Regions from separate parts of the Homo sapiens genome. Here region 2 is linked to region 1. A link is a loop called in an ENCODE intact Hi-C map of the cell type or tissue named here. Cell type or tissue: chondrocyte. All regions are shown on one strand.

The links. A loop is a pair of places that touch in the nucleus more often than their neighbours do. Peaks named below come from ENCODE experiments on the same cell type or tissue, not always from the same donor. Only the 100,000 strongest peaks of a DNase experiment are listed, where the experiment ranks them.
Region 2: a loop joins it to region 1, with 3 times the contacts of the local background. A loop is called at or near these places in 7 of 110 quality-filtered maps.

Annotation. Positions count from the first base shown.
Region 1 is chr17:78,704,466-78,712,465 of GRCh38, forward strand. It overlaps CYTH1 (cytohesin 1), which reads right to left. Exons shown (of 14, transcript NM_004762.6): 2 at 5,185-5,267; 3 at 3,732-3,796. Among named protein-coding and RNA genes, the nearest start is that of CYTH1, 74 kb to the right of the region's middle. In chondrocyte, CTCF peaks have their summits at 3,147, 4,243 and 4,455; no DNase peak of the experiment used is centred here.
Region 2 is chr17:78,373,972-78,381,971 of GRCh38, forward strand. PGS1 (phosphatidylglycerophosphate synthase 1) reads left to right here and starts at 4,678. Exons shown (of 10, transcript NM_024419.5): 1 at 4,678-4,837. The coding sequence starts at 4,695. RefSeq lists an enhancer at 4,567-5,528 and a silencer at 4,724-4,963. In chondrocyte, no CTCF peak of the experiment used is centred here; a DNase peak (open chromatin) is centred at 4,669.

The DNA of each region.
Region 1 (8,000 bases):
TAAATCCATGGAGGGAAGAAAATATTCCTAAGTGTTTTGAGGGTTGGTGTTTTTTGTGTTTTTGTTTTTGTTACAGGCAGGGTCTTGCTCTGTCACCCAGGCTGGAGTACAGTGGTGTGACTGTGGCTCACCGCAACCTTTAACTCCTGAGCTCAAGTGATCCTCCGGCCTCAGCCTCCTGAGTAACTAGGACTACAAGCAGATACTACCACAACTGGCTACTTTTTAAAATATTTTGTAGAGACAGAGTCTTGCTATGTAACCCAGGCTGGTCTTAAACTCCTGGCCTCAAGCAATCCTCCTACCTTGGCCTCCCAAAATGCTGGTATTATAGGCATGAGTCATCGCATCCAGGCTGTTTTGACCTTTTGAAAGGAACACCTGAAAACTGTGAGTAGTATCAGAACTTCCAGGTGTAAGATAATCTGGGCTCCCCTGTCAACAGCTGCCTTAGGAAACAAAGTCATGGGGGAAACACCATTTAATTTCAGCCAGAATGAAGGGTTATGACCAGGTATCTAGAAATTCCTATTTAACTAAAATGATTGTCTAATCATTTTTTTCTAAATCCAGGAAGATTACTTTGATCAGTATTTCCAAACAAATACCACAAGGAAGGCCTGTTTCATGGTTTCCAGTGTAAGTGGTGAGGCAGCGTCAGAGGTGCCCACAGAAGCAAGGGGTGAAACTCCTGGGAATGCTCAGCTTCCTGGGCCTCAGTCCAGTCCTCACCAAAGGCTTTCCTGCAGCCACCAGAACGCACACTCCCAGATATCCGCCAGTCACAGTCTGTGCCACATGACTGCCTGGGACACACACCAGAGATGGCTCCCTAATTTCATTAGCTAGCCAGCTCACTTCTCTATCTGCCCCACTTGGAGCCCCTATAGCTCTAGGCCTTAGGCAGCTACTTCTCTAAGTGGCTTTCCCCAGCCTACACAGGTCTGACACCCCAGTTAAGGTGTCCAAAGGAAAACAGCTTACTGCTACTGGATCGCCTTAGTTAACTGACGCGTATACATTTCAGAAAGTGAAATCCTGTACTACATGAGTATATTATTTCTGCTTGATTAAATAGTATTTAGGATCATTCCTACAAAATGCATCAGATCGTCGATGAGAAACATGAATTCTCTCCTATAAGAAAGTCCGAGCAAATGTAATGCCTGCTTGAGAAACAAATGCAGGGTGAGCCTGAGTACCCGTATGGATGGATCCTCAGGGATGTGCAGAATCACTTCCGTCTTGGCGCTTTCGATACCGGAAAACCATTTTAAGTTCCAGATTAAAAAATAATAATAACCTAAAGACTACTTCCTGACTCACAACTTCAGATGCAGTTCATGAGTTACAAGTCTTCCCAAATTCACTGGCTGAGTACTTTGGATGCACTCACGTTCCTGGTGTCTGCGTTTCCTTGCTGTTCTATGGTAACTGACAGAGAATTAATCAAGAGAAAAACAAAGGGCACACTGAATTCTGAATATGTGTGTGCAGACACCGGAATATACAGAAAGGAAACGTACCAAAATATGAATCCTGATTATCTCTGGGATAAGTGTTTATGAGAAATTTGTTTTTTATACTTTTCTGTATTTTACCAATTTTCTGCAGTAAAGGTGTATTACCTTTATAGTCAGAAAAAAGCCATTTTTTTTTACATTTTTAAGATCGAGGTAAAATTTACATTTAACAAAATGCACACACCTTAAGTGCACAGTTCAATTTGTTTTGATGAGTGCATATACCCTTGAAGCACCACTCAGATTAATACAGAATATTCCTGCCATCCCTGTAAGTTCCCTATGGCCCTTCCTAGTCAACCCCACCCCACCCCGCCCCAGCAACCACCTCGGAGGCAGCACTGTCATGATTTCGGCTAGCACACTAGCACAGCTTAGTTTGCATGTTCTAGATGCTCACGCATGGAAGCACACGGTGCCCACAGTTTCTTTCACTCATCACAATGTTCGTGAGATTCATCCGTGCTGCTGCACGCTAGCAGTTCATTCCTTCACACTGCTGAGTAATAGTCTATTACCTCGACCTGTTTATCCAGTCACCTGCTGGCAGCCATTCAGGGTATTTCCAGCTTTTGGTTATTTTATATAAGAATGCTATAGATATTCTTGTACAAGTCTTTGTATGGACATGTTTTCATTTCTCTTAAGTAACTAGGAGTTGAATTGCTGATGAAACTGCCAAACTTCTTTCCCAAATGGTTATATTATTTTATTCTCACTAGCACTTGCCAACATGAGGTACCATCAGTCTTTTTAATTCTAGCCATCATAGGGGATGTGAAGTACCGTTTCATGGTGGTTTTAAATTACATCCCCTACAACTAATGATGTTAAGCATTTTTCATGTGTCTACTACACATATGGCTTCTTTTGTAAAGTGTCCAAGTTTTTTGCCCATTTTCTTATTTGGGCTGCCTTTCTATCATATATTCTAGATACAAGTCCTTTTTCAGATATATTTGTTACAAATATTTACTTCTAATCTGTTGCCTGTTCATTTCTTTTAATAGTTTTTAATAGTTTTATCTTTTACAAAAGCGGAAGTTTTAAATTTTTATGAAGTCCAACGTATCCGTTTCATTTAAGCTACGAGTGTTTAAAATGGAAAGAGGGGAAACTAATCCAAAATACCAAATGGACAATACAGAGACTGGCCGTGGTGAGCTGGCTGCCTTCTGTGGAGGACTCAGCCTCACTATACCCTGAAGGCACTGCCCACAGGAGTCTAAAACAACAAATCAAACAGTCCTACGAAGCCAGACAGGAAGACTTAGGCTTAGAAAAATACAGACATGTAGTGAATTGGAAACAGCTCATTTATTGCATTAAGCAGTCAGAAAACGGTCTGGGAACCCCATTCAAAACTAAACTCTCAAAGTCACTAACATTTCATGAAAATAAAAGGAAAAAAAAAAGCAGAGTCCTTGTCCTTTTATACTATCATCGCATTTCTACATTTTCTTCCCTTAAGCATTAGGAAGGTGCAAATAAGCTCACGATTATCCTCAGACATGACTGGACACTCCAGCCCTTTGAAATCGTATCAGCAGCATTCATTAAGCTTTTCCTTTACACAAAGGAAAAACAGAAACTTTAAAATGCACACCGACAGTGGACAACAGAGGGGAGTAATTCACATAAAAATTTAGGAGCAGTTTAAGGCTTTCTGGGACCTTTGAAGTTCTCCAGTTCAATTTTTTTTTTTTTTTTTGAGACGGAGTCTCGCTCTGTCACCAGGCTGGAGTGCAGTGGCGCGATCTCAGCTCACTGCAACCTCCACCTCCCGGGTTCAAGCAATTCTCCTGCCTCAGCCTCCCGAGTAGCTGGGACTACAGGTGTGCACCACCACACCCGTCTAATTTTTGTATTTTGAGTAGAGACAGGGTTTCACCATGTTGGCCAGGATGGTCTCGATCTCTTGACCTCGTGATCCACCTGCCTCGGCCTCCCAAAGTGCTGGGATTACAGCCGTGAGCCACCGCGCCCGGCCTCCAGTTCAATTTTTTAAACACTGGAAGAAGCTCCTATGTTCAGGAGGCCTTGCGGTGAAGGATGGAAGGCAGACATTATGGGTGTGTATGTGCTTGCTAGAATTAGAAAGACACAAAGCTGACTTTTTCCTTCAATGTGCCACGTAAGCATAATTAAGGCCTGGGTGCTTTAAGGAATTACAACCACAGAAGCCACCTGGCAGCAGGGCAGACTCACCTTTCCTCTGTGGATCCCAGGTTTTCAATTTCATTAGCTACTTCTGCTATCTCATCCTTCAGCCTCTATAAAACAGACAGTCCAGAGTCAGCAGGAAAGGCAGATGCAGATCAAATTAAAACTTCTAAAATCTCACATAACTCCCTCCAACCAAAAACAAAATAAAGCAAAATGAAACAAAATATGACAAAAATGCAAAAAGTAAATTAGGAAAATTCATGTTTCAGAAATATTTATTGAGTGCCTACCAAACAGTAAGCATTCCAGAAAACACCAAGGTAGAAAAGAATACAGCCTCTGACCTCAAGGAGTTTACGGTCTAGGAAAGTTTATAAGCATATATGCTGTGTGAAAAACAAAACCTGGCTGCCTCATCACAATCTTTCAGAACAAGTCTGCAGCTTACTAAACACAAGCATGCCAGAAAATTCAGAGGACAAAGTCTCCTACCCAAAGCCCAGGCTGCAGAGCCTGCAGTAGCTGTGCCAGGGCAACAATGCCACCAAGCGGCTGGCAAAGGGAATGTCTGATCAAATCGGCTGTGCATCCGCACCCACCCTCCTCATTCCAGCACACTGTTGGTCAGAATGGATGGGCTCTCACGGGGAAGTGGGGCTTAAGTGGAGAGCTGCTTAGCTTTCTCACGATCTACCAGTGAAGCAGAAATCAAAGGATCAGGGAGAACTATCAAAATATACTTAAATCAACTCCAGAGAAAGTCAAGTCTTTCCTCATTTTGCTACTTTGGGCAACAGGATTCCCTCCTTAACCCCACTCCTAATGTCTTGTGAAGAATTCTGAAAGAATAACATTTGCTGTCTTAGGGCGAAAATAATCCAACTATTGGCTTCTAGACTTATTTCCTACAAGCTTGATAGTTACAAAAAGGAACTTGGAAAAATTGTAATTGTAAAATTGCTATCACTAAGTACATCTATAGGGACCAGAAATTATGCTGTCTTTCATGCTAAGTCCTTCCAACTGTGTAGCAGGTGTTTTCATGATCTGACAGATGAAGAAACTGAAGTTCAAGGAACCGGAACTCTCTTGTCTCAAATCATTCAGCCAGTAAGCGGCAGAGCCAGAGCCAGGGCGTGGGCCGAGCTTCGCCTGAAGCCCACATTCTCATTGCCTCTCCTCATCCACTCTGCTCCGCAAGGGCAAACACAGCAGAGAGGACTACTCAGGAGACAGGAGTCTTGCAGGCTATCTCCAGCTCCGACAACCGACCAACTGGGTGAACCTGGACAAGCCACTCAACCTCTCTGACACTGCATCTCCTCAGCTGTAGAGGAAAGGTGACTGATTATCAACACCTACGCTTTGTGCAGAGCTGTAGTGAGGGCAGGTCAAAAGTGTCTTGAGGAGACACTCTGCAAAGGACACCCTTTCATACAAATGGAACTGTCACTGTGGTTCTTACGTTGGTGAAACCACCATGCCACTCTCCTACCTGAATGTCAGCCAGCAGCTCCTGTTTTCTCCGTCGGATGTTCTCCAGTTCTTGACGCTCCTCTGCTGTCAGGTCACTGGGAACTACAAAAATGGAGGGCAATGTTACAAGAAAGCTTTTATCTCGCCAAAAATCAAGGAAGATCCAGAGGCCACAAAAGGAGAAAGATATCAAGAAAGAAACTAGAAGTCAGTTTCAGAAATGACTGAGTGATAGAAATAGTTATGGCTCCAATTCTTATCAGATTTCTAAGAAAGGAAGGCCCTTAAATCACACAGAAAAGCTCTGAGAAACTCTTGGAAGGAAAAACGAGAGAGAAGAGATTACTGAAGGTTAAATTAGGTTGGCTATGAATGAAAAAGGATGAATATTAGCTGAGCGCCTGGCCATTTTCATCCCTTCCAGCTGGGAGACTTCAGGCTGACATTTAATTAATCTCTCTAGGCCTCAGCTCCCTCATGGTCAAAAACAGAGTCTCCGAGATGGAAAGATGTCCATGACCCCCTGAGGTGGGGAGGGGAGGCAAGAGGCAAAGCAACGTGTACGAACAATTTTGTGCCATCTCTGGGAGGGGTTTGGAGAAAGAGACTATGTATGCACTGAGAAATAAAAAAAGTCTAGAATATACACCTAAAATCAGTGCTTAACTCTGGGAACTGGGACTATGGGACTTTCTCTTTCTGCTTCATACCTTTCTTCATTGTTTCGATGTTTTACAATGTGCTCTTATCATCAGAAGAAAGTTACTTAATTCCCAGATCACAGCTCTCACCACAAAATACTTCTGCCATCCTCCAATGGCTCAATCTCCCCCACCTATACCAACAGGAGATTTGGACAGACACCCTCTAAAATGACCCTTCAAGCATGCTATGGGAAGCCATGTGGGCAAATGAGAAGAACAAGCATTAGAATCAAACAAACCAGGTTCAAATCCTAGCTCCAATCTACCAAATATCAAATTAGGTCACTTCAGACAAGTTATGTAACCCACTTGGGTCACATTTCATCATCAATGAAGTGGTCCCACCATCACCCACTTGATAAGGCTGCTGTGAAGATGATGTAGAGTAATTAAAGTGCCTCAAACCCTGCCTGGTGCTGAGCAGAAGCTCAGAAGTGTTGGCTCTTGTTCCCTCCATGGCACAGCAAAGGGCACCCACACTCTCAAGGGTAGGGGTGGTTTGAGGGTCCTTCTATCCTTCAGTGGGTGCCTATGTGAGCCTGAGCTGCACTGTACAATATGGCGGCCAGGAGCCCCACGTGACATTAACCACTTGAAATGTCACCACCCAGTTTGAGATGTGCTGTAGGTAAAAAATATACACCGAGGCCGGGCACAGTGGCTCATGCCTGTAATCCCAGCACTTTGAGAGGCCGGGGCGGGCAGATCACGAGGTCAGGAGACCGAGACCATCCTGGCTAACATGGTGAAACCCCGTCACTACTAAAAATACAAAAAATTAGCTGGGCGTGGTGGCAGGTGCCTGTAGTCCCAGCTACTCGGGAGGCTGAGGCAGGAGAATGGCGTAAACCCGGGAGGTGGAGGTTGCAGTGAGCCGAGATCCCGCCATTGCCCTCCAGCCTGGGAGACAGTACAAGACTCCATCTCAAATAAATAAATAAATAAATAAATAAATAAATAAATAAATAATATATATATATACACACACACACACACACACACACCAGACTTTCTATAAAAACAAAGGAAAATGACTTTTTAATAATATTTTATATTGATTGCACATTGATATAACTTAATGAAATGTATTATTTTAATTGATCTCAAAGGAACTAGTATGAAATAAAAGTGCATCTATGGCTCATATTATATTTCTAGACAGCATAGAGTTGGAATTAACATCTCTGCTTGAGAGCACAGTTAGGATACACATACTTTCCTTCTGCCCATGGCATTAAAACTTAATCTACTACATTCACAGAGCAGTTACTTTCCCCAAATATTTCATAAAAATCACAAGAGGGTAGAAACAATAGACTACAGTGAAGTGTACAGTGGGTTAATTAGCTACATTAGAAAAGCCGACTTTTCCTTTTTTTTTTTTTTTAACCTAGGTTTTCCCCAACCTTCTCTAAAAAAGTGTTTTTTAAACATCTCAAAATCCAAAATAAGAAAAGCATTTTAGTCCAGGCCTTGTAGCTCACGCCTGTAATCCCAGCACTTTGGGAGGCCAAACCAGGCAGACTGCTTGAGCCCATTGGGACCAGCATGGACAACATGGTGAAACCCTGTCTCTACTAAAAAAAATACAAAAATTAGCTGGGCATGGTGGCACATGCCTGTAGTTCCAGCTACTCGGGGGGCTGACGTAGAAGGATTGCTTGAGCCTGGGGTGCAGAGGTTGCAGTGAGCCAAGATCGCACCACTGCACTCCAGCCTGGGCAACAGAGCCAGACAAGAAAGAAAGAAGGAAAGAAGGAAAGAAGGAAGGAAGGAAGGGAGGAAGGAAGGGAGGGAGGAAGGAAGGGAAGGAGGAAGGAAGGGAGGGAGGGAGGGAGGGAGGGAGGTAGGAGAGAGAGAAAGAGAGAGAGAAAGAGAAAGAAAAAGAGAAAGAAACAGAAAAAGAAAAGAAATGCATTTTACATCATGACCCAATCTCCACCATACATAAAAGTATCAAAAATAATATCTCACCATGTCTGTTATTTCACTGTGAGCTTTCTTAACAGTGGTTTAGTCCAGTAAACTGATTTTATGGCTGCATGCGGTGGCTCACACCTGTAATCTCAGCACTTTGGGAGGCCGAGGTGAGTAGATCACCTGAAGTCAGGAGTTCAAGACCAGCCTGGCC
Region 2 (8,000 bases), 330 kb before region 1:
TCTCGATCTACTGACCTCATGATCCAACCACCTCGGCCTCCCAAAGTACTGGGATTACAGGTGTAAGCCACTACACCCAGCCCCCATCTTGCTTCTAGCCTTTAAGCAGTCCTTGTGGATTCCTGGGTGTAGGCCGAACTAACTTTGGGAAGGAATTCAGTTCATGGTTTGACTCTGAAACAAAATTGACAACAGCCCTTTCCCGAAAAGACCCCCTTCTTGCCTGGGGTCCAGTCGGCCTTTGCAGGACTAACAAATTAGCTATAAGATTAGAAATAAAAGTTTAGGGTCATGCAGCCTCTGGCTCCAAGAATCTGAACCTCCCCAAATTGCTCCTGGGGATAACATCACTATTGGAAAACCGCAGATCAGTGCGTGAGATATTTTGCAGACTCTGCATTCATGGATCAGCTGACACCACCCAGACCGGTTATCTGGCTCAACCAGTTCTGCCATCCCACCCAGGAATAGAAGATAGCAAGAAAAATTCACTTCAACCTTCTACGATTCCATCTCCAACCTGACCAATCAGCACTCCCCACTTCCCAAGCTCCTTTACTAGCCAAATTCTCTTTAAAAACTCTGATCCCCGAATGCTTGGGGAGACTGATTTGAGTAATAATAAAACTCTGGTCTCCCGCACAGTGGGCTCTGCGTGAATCACTCTTTCTCCATTGCAATGCCTCTGTCTTGATAAATCAGTTCTGTCTGGGCAGCAGGCAAGGTGAACCCATTGGGCAGTTACAGTTTCATCCCATCTCCAGCAAGCAGGCTGCATTCCTTTTAACAAAGAACAGGCTCCTCACAAACAGCTGAACAGCCCCTCGGGACAGTTTCTCATCTCTGGAGGCAGAAGGTGGGCCGGACAGCCACTTCCTCCCTTTGGAATTTGCTAACAGCCCTGTGTTTGGGAGAGACCCTCTCTAGGCAAGCAAGCTAGAGGAGGAGGGGCCTTCCTCTTGTGTTACTGTGATTTTCGGTTGAGGGAGTGAATCACAGGCAGTGAGGCATGGGCTGTTGGCTCAGGATTTCCTGGTGTTTCCTGCCTGGGAGAGCTGCCCCACTCTCAGGGGCAGCAGCCCACCACTCCTTGACGTCAACTCTCCCTCCAATGAATGGGTTTCCTTTTCCGTTTGGGAAGACATGGGATCTGCCGTCAATCCCGTCGACCCTGTCTTTCTAACCCTGGCACCTCCTGTCTGGGAAGGAGCGAGTGCGACTAACGAGAAGGCAGTGGGTGAGGGCAGGAGGGCGAGGGGGACTCAGAGGACAGATGTCTTCTCGCCCGCAGTCATTGAGATGGGCATCCAGAAACCCCATCCACAGCAGTAGTGTCTGACCCAGATTGAGAGCCGGCCACGCAGCTTTGGGACACCCTGAGTGCTCCCAGGCAGGCTCTCTGGGTCACCTTTGTTGTCTGGGAGGGTCTTATCTCCTCTACTTGTTTTCAGTAACTAGCCCAGATGAGACCTCCTGACACGAACAATGCATGTGCTGTCATCCTGTAAATGGAATCATTTAAAAATTGCACAATCTCTGAAAACCATTATTTAACATTTTTGCAACCTCAAAATGTATGTGTCCCCAGCAAAGTCGTGGTTGCCTCACTCTGGTGATAGCTCTGTCTGTTTTAAACTAGCCATGAAGGCCAGAGGCTCTCGATGTGTGGTTTCAGAAGGGACTGGGTCATTCCTTGATGTTATCCTTAGGGTAAATACTTATTAGTGTGACTTACCATGCTATCAATATTGCTGTCTGTTGCTAGCATTTCTTTAAGGTTGGGAATTCCCAGTGAGCCTGTACCATGGCTGTTTGTCTCAGTACCTCGCACAGCAAAGCACCCATGCAGAAAAGCTGCCAGCTCCTTCTAGGATGATAACCAGGCTCCCATAGCCCATGTGGCGCTCACCGCTGAGCATGACGGTGTAGCCATACAGCAAGTGTTTACTCTGCAACAACCGTGGGCCAGGAACAGTGCAAAAGTGGAACCATGCAATGGATGGCCTCATTCTAGTTACTGGAAGTTAGGAAATTTGATGATTCACCATTTCTAACTTGGAAGGGTTGAATCAAATTCCATGTAGTATTAGTAAAGCTATCTAAACGCAAAAGAAAACTTTAAGCCAATCTGAAATACTTGTTGATTGTCAACAATTTGGAAACTCCTTAATGGCACCAAATAACCAACATTAACATTTGGGGGTATTTACTTTCAGTCTTTCTGTGTACATACACGCATTTCCTCTTTCTTCCTCTCCTTTAATGAAATGAGATGGTCTCTACGCTACTCCTTGGTAATTTGGCTTTTACACTTAATGTCATTAAATATTCTTCCAGAACATGTTATTTTTATGATTGTGTGGTCTTCCAACATACCGATGTATCATTATTTAACCAACCCCCCTACCCTGAAGATTTGCTTCCACACTTCCGATATCATGAACAAGGCTGAGATGAACATTCTTGTGGGAATGTGTAGTTGATTTCCCTGCATAATCTGTGGAAGTGGACTTTGGAGTGTTTTTTTCAGTGTGTCCATATCTTTTTTTTTTGAGACTGAGTTTCGCTCTTGTTGCCCAGGCTGGAGTGCAATGGCGCGATCTCGACTCACTGCAACCTCCGCCTCCCGGGTTCAAGCGATTCTCCTGCCTCAGCCTTCCTGAGTAGCTAGGATTACAGGCATGTGCCACCATGCCCGTCTAATTTTGTATTTTTAGTAGAGACAGGGTTTCTCCATGTTGGTGAGGCTGGTCTCGAACTCCCGACCTCAGATGATCCGCCCGCCTCGGCCTCCCAAAGTGCTGGGATTACAGGTGTGAGCCACTGCGCCCGGCCCACGTGTCCATATCATTTTAACCTCACAACACGGCAGACTATGATTATGTCCTACAGCTTTTCCAGTTTCCAGGTCCCAGCCTATGTGGGTCAGCCAGGGAGCTGCATATTACAGATCAGAGATCACCTCTCCTGCCTTTCAGAATGCCACAAAGTTTTCCATTTTAAAATTAGCTGCAAAAAGTGTTCTTGGGCCGGGCGCGGTGGCTCACGCCTGTAATCCCAGCACTTTGGAAGGCCGAGTTGGGTGGATCACTTGAGGTCAGGAGTTTGAGACCAGCCTGGCCAACACGGTGAAACCCTGTCTCTACTAAAAATACAAAAATTAGCCAGGCGTGGTGGCGCACGCCTGTAATCCCAGCTATTCCGGAGGCTGAGACAGGAAAATCTCTTGATCCCAGGAGGCAGAGGTTGCAGTGAGCCAAGATTGCGCCATTGCACTCCAGCCTGGGTGACAAGAGTGAAACCCTGCCTCAAAAAAAAAAAAAAAAAAAAAGTGTTCTTGGTGTATGAGGATGTGCTCCGTCAGCTTTTTGGGCATAGAACTGTGTGTTGCCAGGGGCCAGTGATATCTGTGTACTTGGGCATATCAGGAGGGTGGAAGACTGTTCATCTCACACAGATTTGCTTAGGCTGTTCTGTGCCATGGAGCTGCAGCCTCTGGGGCTAACAGGGTGAAAAATGATTCCTCTCTCAGTCTGGTGGGGATTTTCCGTGGTTCTGTGCACCTTAGTGAGTCAGCGTTAACCAGGTTACAAGACTTTGTACAAGAACAGACTTTGTTCAAGTTTAACACCTTAGGGGTGTTGTACAAGTCTAAAGAACACCCTATCAATTAGAGCCTCAAACAGTAATTCCCTCACTTATCAGTGAGAAGTCCTTTTTTTTTTTTTTTTTTTTTTTTTTTGACGGAGTTTTGCTCTTGTTGCCCAGGCTGGAGTACAGTGGTTCGATCTTGGCTCACTGCAACCTCCACCTCCTGGGTTCAAGCGATTATCCTGCCTCAGCCTCCTGAGTAGTTTGGGATTACAGGCATGGGCCACTGCGCCCAGCTAATTTTTTGCATTTTTAGTAGAGACGGGGTTTCATCAGGTTGGCCAGGCTGGTCTCGAACTCCTGACTTCAGGTGATCCACCCGCCTCTGCCTCCCAGAGTGCAGGGATTACAGGCGTGAGCCACTGCGCCGGCCGAGGAGTCAATCTTGACAGCCAGTGGTCAGGCTCGGTGGCTCATGTCTGTAATGGCAACACTTTGGGAGGCTGAGGCTGGATGATCTCTTGAGCCCAGGAGCTCGAGACCGGCCTGGGCAACGTAGTGAGACCCCCATCTCGACAAAAAAGTAAAGAATTAGCCGGGCATGGTGGCACACGCACTTTGGTGGTCCCAGCACTTTGGGAGTGGTCCCAGCACTTTGAGAGGATCCCCTGAGGCCGGGAGGTCGAGGCTGCAATGCGCCAAGATCGCGCCACTGCACTCCAGCCTGGGACACAGACCGAGACTCTGTCTCAAAACAAACAAACAAAAGCTTTTTTGACAGCTGGTGAGTTGGAGCCAAGCGTGACGGTGCTAGAGCCCCTGCGCCGCATCCTTTCCTCCGCGACCTGTGACGAGTGACTGCAGGAATGCAGGCCACCTGGCGCCCTTACGGATTTAACGGGCCGGCTTCCGACCCCCTCCTGCGGCGCGACCACTGTTCCTCGCCTGTGTCCCCCAGAGGGGAAACTGAGGCTTGGGGGCGGTGCAGCGCCGCCCTCCCCGAGCCAGGGGTTCCGCGCCTGCGCGCCTGAGCCGTGTCCGCGCTCGCCTTTGTCAATAAAGTTCGCGCCCGCCGGGAGCGGAAGCGGAAGCGGCGAGTCTCCATGGCGGTGGCGGCGGCAGCTGCGGCGGGACCCGTGTTCTGGAGGCGACTGCTGGGCCTCCTGCCTGGCCGCCCAGGGCTGGCCGCGCTCCTGGGACGCCTGTCCGACCGCCTCGGCAGGAACCGGGACCGCCAGCGCAGGAGGTGAGAGGGGCGGCCGGGATGAGAGTGCAGCCCTCGCGGCTGCAGCCCGGCCCCCCGGCGCTCAAACTCCCGGCCCCAGCGTCCTGGGCATCCGCAGCGAGTCCCTCCCCGGTTTCCGGGCCCATTTCTGCCTCCCGGGGCTCGGCGCCTGACCTATGTGCTTCTTCACTGGCCTTCTTGAGGGAGGGTGGGCGGCTCGTGCTCCATTATCGGCCGGGTCCAGCCGGCGGGCCTCCTGCGCAGCCCGGCCAGTCCTTGCTCCCCGTCTACACCGTGCTTGTTGGCGAGCCCCGGCCACCGTGCACTTACACGTTAAAAGAGGGACTGTGTGTGCGTTCAGGGAGCTTCGGTCAAGCTCCAGAGGCTGTTTATATCATGGTTTCGGCCCCAGGATGTGAGTGTCGGAGAGTTCAGAGGGGTCTTTTCCTTAGGTAAGCCTGGCTGTGAGTGAATCACCGTTGCTGGGATTTTGTGTATAGAGCGTTTCTCACATCCTGCCAGAAAAAGCTGTGAAGCAATCCTTAGTAACACTCAGGCATGGGAAGAGGAGCCACTCGAAACACTTTTTACACATTTCAAAGGGCCTGTGTTCTGGAAAAGTACTGAAGTTATGTAAATGATGAAGTAGGCTTTGGAGCAATTTGTTCAGGCAGTGGTCTTTTAAAATAAACATTTGCCAAGAACATGCTGACCTGAGGCTTGCTAATATTAAAAAAAAGGGGATAAATAATTCTTGGCCGGGTGTGGTGGCTCACGCCTGTAATTCCAGCACTTTGGGAGGCCGAGGCAGGTGGATCACCTGAGGTCAGGAGTTTAAGACCAGCCTGACCAACATGGTGAAACCGTCTCTACTAAAAATACAAAATTAGCTGGGCATGGTGGTGCATGGCTGTAATCCCAGCTACTTGGGAGGCTGACCCTGAGGCAGGAGAATCGCTTGAACCCAGGAGGTGGAGTTTGCAGTGAGCCAAGATTGCCTCATTGCACTCCAGCCTAGGCAACAAGAGCAAAACTCTGTTTCAAAAAAAAAAAATTCTCTTGTGTGCAAATAGTTTTCTTTTCTTTTCTTTTTTTTTTGAGACGGAGTTTCACTCGTTGCCCAGACTGGAGTGCAATGGCGCAATCTTGGCTCACCTCAATCTCCACCTTCCAGGTTCAAGCGATTCTCCTGCCTCAGCCTCCCGAGTAGCTGGGATTACAGACATAAGCCACCACACCCGGCTAATTTTGTATTTTTAGTAGAGACAGGGTTTTTCCATGTTGGTCAGGCTGGTCTCTAACTCCCAGCCTCAGTTGATCCACCTGCCTCGGCCTCCCAAAGTGCTGGGATTACAGGCGTGAGCCACCGTGCCCGGCTGCAAATAGGTTTCTTAATTGAGTCTTACACTTGATCTTTAAAAAAAAAAATCTTAGAACTGCTTCCTTTAGTTGAGGTTGCATTGTGTTAGATTTTCTATCTGTACGTGTACTCCTCGGGTGAGATTTGACCTCCTGGGGTCAGACATCTAGTACAGAGATCTGGGGTCCAGTCATGTGTACTGATTCTAGGTACAGAAAAGAGCTTGCTTCATGGTGATCTATGGTGGAAGATTTTCATCGAAAACTCAAGTTTGATTTAGGGGAATTTTTAGGTGATAGAATCAGGGCAGGATGGCGCTCTTGGAAACCTGCTAGGTTTCACGTTGGTGAACCCAGCAGGACTGGGGCTGTAAAAGAAATGGCCTCTGCATTTTTTGCATTTTCATTTTTTCAGTGTTTAACAAAAGACCTGCTCATCTCTGGGTGACGAAGTCAGATGACTTCTACGTCCTGGCATCAAACCACTGAGATTTGGTTTACAGTTTCAAAAAAATGTTCTACCCTTGAAGACAAGATTTAGGTGACTTTGTCATTTCCCTCTATATGTTTAAACTATATGAAAAACACTTCATTATAAATCATTGTTCAACATTGGAATTGATTACTAAAGGATGTTGGGGCAGTTGACACAAATATTTTAAAAAAGAAATCTCTCATGAGTGTGCTTTTTTTCTTTTTCTTTTTCTTTTTTTTTTTGAGACAGAGTCTTGTTCTGTCACTCAGGCTGGAGTGCAGTGGTCTGATCTCGGCTCAGTGCAACCTCTACCTCGTGGGTTCAAGTGATTCTCCTGCCTCAGCCTCCAGAGTAGCTGGGTCTACAGACACATGCCACCACGTCCGGCTAATTTTTGTATCTTTAGTAGAGACAGGGTTTCACCATGTTGGCCAGGCTGGCCTCGATCTCCTGACCTTGTAACCTGCCCACCTCGGCCTCCCACAGTGCTGGGATTACAGGTGTGAGCCACTGCGCCCAGCCACTTTTTTGTTTTTTGGTGGTGGGAGGGGCAGTGTGGCAGTGGAGATAGTCTAAATTGACTTTCTAATCTCTTTTTTTTGTAAATTGTGTGAGTGGATGCAGTTTGTGTGCCTTCATCCTTCATTAAGCTGAGAGAGATGATTGTTTCTCTGGGACAACAGTTCAACCAGCAACTCAGTTTCTTGGGCATTAAGACAGAAGTTTTTGCTTTGTAATCCTCGGAAATAATGCCTATGGTAGGACTGAGGATAAATGCTTTGACCGGTATTGAGTGGTAGTGTAGGTTTCTGAGCCTTTCTTTGCCTTATTCGGTTTGCAGTTCTTTTCTGATTCGTTGTGGCCTTGGTGTTCGAGTTATTCATGTTTGTTGTGGCTGCTTACCCTTTATTAGCTGCTGACTTTGCTTTCTTCTCCATTATTCAGTTGCACCTCCCAATTTCTCATTCCCCGAATGATGTGGTTTCTTGTAACTCGCTGATCATTGATTCATTGATAATAGTTCTGTGCAGTCATGAGCTTGAATTATTTTAGGTTTTAGCTTGTCGATCTGAGTCAGCTGTTGGAGGGCCAGTGAACCCTCGTGAGGGGACGTTCCTTTTACTGCCGCGGTTTCCTTTCAGGCATAGAGACAGCCAGAGAGACAGAGAACTCTACTTAAAATTACTTCTGTTAATGATTTAGAAGCACTGTCATTTCCTCTTAAGCTAGCATCTGACTCATTATCATTAGGAACTGCTGGATCCGTTAATTTATTCATCATGTGTGTATTGAGCACTGCTGTGCTGTGCTAGGTACTCAGGAAGCAAAGATAAAGACACAGCCCCACCT